2 separate regions of the Mus musculus genome follow, and region 2 is linked to region 1. A link is a loop called in an ENCODE intact Hi-C map of the cell type or tissue named here. Cell type or tissue: left cerebral cortex. All regions are shown on one strand.

Region 1 (2,500 bases):
TAAGTATCAATGCGGTGATAGTCACAGCACTCTTAGTAGTGGCCCAGAGGCCTCTGGAGCTACTGACATAGCCCAGGGAATGGCAGCATCTACTTGGAAGAAGTTGTAATCTTTGCCATAATGTCTGTATATTATGTGTAATTGAAATTGTGACCTACTCATGTTTTAGCTCATATCTAACTCCACCCACATCTTACTTCCATTCACACTCAATACCCCTCCTCACCCTTGCCTTTTGTTTCCATGATAGACTAGCCTCCTCCTTCTCCTCTCCCTCCTCCTCCTTCTCTCTCTCTACACACACACACACACACACACACACACACACACACACACACACACTTGCACGTGTCTGGTGAGCTGTGTGAGCTCTGCCTCCTGTTCCTTACTACTCTCTAGTACGTGATAAGTCAGAAGTTTGAGCCAATGCACATCAGCCCTACACACAGAGTAGAACAAGTGAATGTTTCACAGATGACGACAAAAACATCACGGATTTCACTGACACAAGGAGAGAACTTGAGAGAATCATCCTGAGTGAGATTACCCAGTCCCCAAAGGACATGGATGGTATGTACTCACTTATAACTGGATATTAACCAGAAAATACAGGATTTCCATGCTACACTTCACAGATCCAAAACAACTAAACCAGAAGGAAGGTACAAGAGAGGATGCTTGACTCTCACTTAGAAGGGAGAATAAAATAGTCATAAGTAGCAGATGAAGGGAACTGGATGGGAGAAGGGATAGAGAAGAGAATGGAGGGGCTCAGGATCAAGTATGGGCAGGGACAGGAAAGATGCCCAGAGGTCATGAGAGTGAATGGGAATCTGCAACCGACCGGGATGGGGAGTTGGGAGGCATCTCCAGGACAAGACAGAGACCTGGGAGAAGGGAGGCAGCCAGGAATCAACGGGGATGAACTTAGCTGTGACTGATGACATTAGGGATACAGAACCTGAAGAGGTCACCTTCTGTACCCAGGCAGAAACACCAGTGGAGTGATAGAGACACCAACCTACGCACAAAATTTCTGATCCCAAATTTATCCTTTCTGCAAGAAATGCAGGAATGGGGGATGGAGCAGAAACTGAAGGGATGGCCATCCAAAAAGCAGCCCAACTTGAGACCCATTCCATGGGCAAGCATCAGTCCCTGACACTGTTGATGATAATGTTATGCTTGCAGACAGGGATCTGGCATGGCTGTAGTTTGAGAGGCTCCACCCAGCAGCTGGCTCAGACAGATGCAGACACCCACAGCCAAACTGTGGATGGAGCTTGGGGACTCTTTTGGAAGAACAGGAGTCAGGATGGTGAGTCTAGTATAATCTTGAGTTCTTAAACTAGATATTTCTGTTAAAATGAAGACTTTATATAGACGAGCTTGCAATTAAGCACGTAATCCACTAGAGGGCATTATTGTCTCACATGAAAAGGGACAGTTGGGTTTTGTGTACAAAAGCAGTTTGCAAAGCGAACAAAGCAGGATCCATTTCAACTGCTGCAATATCATTCTAAATAGCACATAGTTCTGGAGTAAAGTTTTTGAACTCGACGCTATAACACTCAATATTTAACGTGGACACTCAATTCCTGCTCATATGCAATCTCAGAACCATGAGTCTAGTTTGCCAGAGTCACGATTTTGGAGAGGGGAAAAATGAATAGATTTAGTCATTTGGCCCAGTAATTACCCTACCCTGCCTCCTTGATGAATTTTTAAAATCATATTTCCAAAGAGGAAAACATCTTCCTCATGGCTGTCCTGACTTCAGTTGGGAAGTGTAGGTGTTGGAAAGGGCATTGTATGGAACACCCAGGATCGGCACAGCATGTCTCCCCAGCTCAGGAACTTAATAATGATGGGCAGGTGGCTTAGTGGGTAAGAGCTCTTGCTATGCAAGCAGGAGGACCTGAGTTTGAATCGCTAGCACCACAGAAAAGCCAGGATGGCCACAAAAGCCTGTAACCCCAGTTGGCTGAGTGGAGCAGACCACAGGCCTGCTAGCTGCGAAGACTACCTGCAAAATAGCACCAGATTCAGTGAGAGACCTTGACTCTCGGGTAAGGTTGAGAGTAATGAGGCTTGACGTGGGCTATCCTCCTTCGTCCTCAGCATGGGCACCTGAGCACTCCCCCGCCCCCTTCCCCACATGTAAACATTCCTTCATGTAACACATGCATGCAACACATATACATACACACAATACTGATATTGGAAAAGTCTGCTTGAAATGCCATCAGAAGAAGAGATTTTTCCATTTATCCCAGACCTGTACTTATGGGTAAAGAGGAGTCCAGCAGCTTCCACAATGGATGCCTCCGCAGGAAGCTTTGTGATACACAAGAGAAGCCACACAGTCCCAAGGAACTCTCCTGTTTAGACAAATGAACTAAGACCATGACAGAACCCAACAAACAAACCCTTTAAAGTTTATCTCCAGATTTCTCTTCAGGCCCAGTCCAGCAGCTAGTGAGGACTTGCTGGCTATATG
Region 2 (2,500 bases), 99 kb after region 1:
GAGAGACATTGCTAAGCCCTGGGGTATGTTAGGCAGCTTATTTGAATCTCAGATGCGGGGTCCCAGGAGCTGCACGGAAGCAGAGGTTCTGACCTCAGCTGTCCTTAGCTGTGATGCTACTCATTCTGAGATCACACTTTTTGCAGTCCACTTGATTGAGTGATGGTCTACTCAGAGACCCTGAATGGTGGCATCTTCTCAGTGTGTCACCTGCCGTCCCAGTCTGCTGCTCCTACTAGAGCTCTGAACAACTTCAGACTCTTGTTGCAGGGAGATTCAGGGAGGAACTGAGTTCATTCAATCATCTCTCTCAAATAACATGTGATCTTGGGTACCCATGTGTATCATCTATAACTGGGGATCATGAAAGCATTTTTATTATGAGTTTAGTGGATTCTCTTAGCATCTCAAATGACACCAGGCATTAAATTATCTTAACAATGGTCTGTGATCAGGGCCTATTGGTGCTCTACCATACCACTACAGTTGAGTAATAGGAATTGTGTCCAAATGACAATTGCTAGACAAAAGTCTAGAATATGGGATGTGGGAAATTGAGAACATAGAAGTTCAGAAAATTCAGAGGTGTGCGAGAGTGTTCCTCAACAAAGATCTTGATCTGTGTTCTCCTGTCTGTAGTTTGTTCTCTGGGTGGCTTTCATACTAAAGGAGCCTTAATATCCTTTAATCCTGTTATGCCACCCAGTGACAGGTCCCAGAGGCAGGCTAGAGAAGCCTGTGCTCTCTCCACTCAGAACTTTCAGTTTCCAGAGAACCGTGGTTGGGTCTTGGATTCCTCTTACATGACTGGGAGTTCTGGGATGTATGACAGACACTATCTCTAACAGGAACACTTTCCTTCATCCTCTTCTTCCTTGGTCATCAAGCAAGTTAGAGTTGCAGCTCACAGTTAGCATCTTTCATTCGTTCACCCAAGCCTCCTGCCCATAACTGAAAAGATATGGTGCAGCCCTTCAGAAGCTCAGCAGGCACTAAGGGGTCAGACACTGGCTGTGTGGCACTGCCTTGTGTTTATCTATCTTAGAAGCCTCCTTAATCAGTAAGTCAGTCTATGTTACGTAAACTTTTCCTGGGGAGATAAATTTGCATCTATTCACTCCACACAAGACTAATAACACACCAAAGAAGTAATTCCACCCAAGTATAGTTTGATTCAAGTTACTCACAGATGACTGGGCAACTCATGAATGACTCCAACCCTGAAGAAAATTGCTCTATCCTCCCACAAGTTTAGCTGTCTGTACACCCTGGGAGGAGATGGAAAGACCGAATGCGTGCCCCCTCCCTTAGGCGAATGTTTGTGTGTCCAATCTTGTACAGTTCTCTTGAAGGTAATTACAGCTGCTGAGAGCTTAAGACGGCAAAAGCCTGTTATGTCATGCCCAGAGAATAGCATTTCTCAACGGCCCCCTTCCAGGCTTAACCATCTGGGCTAGCTACTTGCTGAGGCTAGGAAGGGAAGGAAGGGTACAATTTTATACAGTCTGTGCCAGCAACAAGCATCCAGAACAATTAACACACACACACACACACACACACACACACACACACACACCTCTTCAAAGGCTTTTCCTCATGAAAAAACAGAGGTCCAGAGAAGATAAGTAACAGGCAGAATTGGGATCAGAAACAAGTCTTTTAGACCCAAACTAGGATGTGCGGGCTTTGTGAGAGAGTCAAGAGAAACACTTCATGGGAGACATAGCAAAAGAGCTAAAAAAAAAAAATTCTTGTTCTGAGTGGGATAGGATGTTATTCAGTAACTGACCATGAGTCAGCAGGGAGGCAGCATTTTCTCCCTGGGAAAAGGGTGTAATTCTGCAATTAGAGGCTCCAGTAAAAGTGGGTGGGCCACCACTTGGAAATATAAATCACTACCAATAGGAAAAGCAACAGCTGTAGCCCCACAAGCCAGGGGCAGAGTTCAGTGTGTTACAGGTGTCTCCTGCCTCCTGTACAATGGACTTAGAATCGGCCCCGATTTTGTTCCAAAACTCCTAGCTGGGATTCCTTCTCTCTCTCCCTCCCCTTCTCTCTGATTAATATTTATTTATTTTTATTTATGAATATATGTGTGCCTGGACAAGTTTATATGGACCTTATGCAAGCTTACCTGCAGAAGTTAGAAGAGAGCATTTAATCCCCAGGACTAGAGTTACAGACGTTTGTGAGCTACCATGTGGGCGCTGGGAATTGATCCTGGGTCCTCTGCAAGAGCAGTAGGTGATTCTTAAGGAAACAGTTAATCTAATAAAGTGGAGTCCCAAAGATGAGAAAGAATAATTTACAGATTAAGATCAAGAATATTTAAATAATTCAAAAAACAAAGGGAAAAAGGACTCATTCAAGAAATGCGTTTGGGACTTGAACAGGGACTTCTCAAAGGAAGAAATAAAAATGGCTAAGAAATGTCGCAAAAACTGTATTCCATCTTTAGCAATTAGGAAAATGTAAACCAAAACAACTTTGGGGTCTTATC

The links. Peaks named below come from ENCODE experiments on the same cell type or tissue, not always from the same donor. Only the 100,000 strongest peaks of a DNase experiment are listed, where the experiment ranks them.
Region 2: a loop joins it to region 1, with 6 times the contacts of the local background. A loop is called at or near these places in 2 of 42 quality-filtered maps.

Annotation. Positions count from the first base shown.
Region 1 is chr12:12,317,265-12,319,764 of GRCm38, reverse strand. The region is part of intron 2 of Cyria (CYFIP related Rac1 interactor A); the gene reads right to left. Among named protein-coding and RNA genes, the nearest start is that of Gm34407, 29 kb to the right of the region's middle. In left cerebral cortex, a CTCF peak has its summit at 1,409 (motif pointing right); DNase peaks (open chromatin) are centred at 1,351 and 1,899; H3K4me3 peaks cover 128 bases; H3K27ac peaks cover 1,044 bases.
Region 2 is chr12:12,217,986-12,220,485 of GRCm38, reverse strand. No RefSeq gene overlaps it. Among named protein-coding and RNA genes, the nearest start is that of Gm40838, 18 kb to the left of the region's middle. In left cerebral cortex, a CTCF peak has its summit at 1,805; DNase peaks (open chromatin) are centred at 1,415 and 1,735; H3K27ac peaks cover 1,329 bases.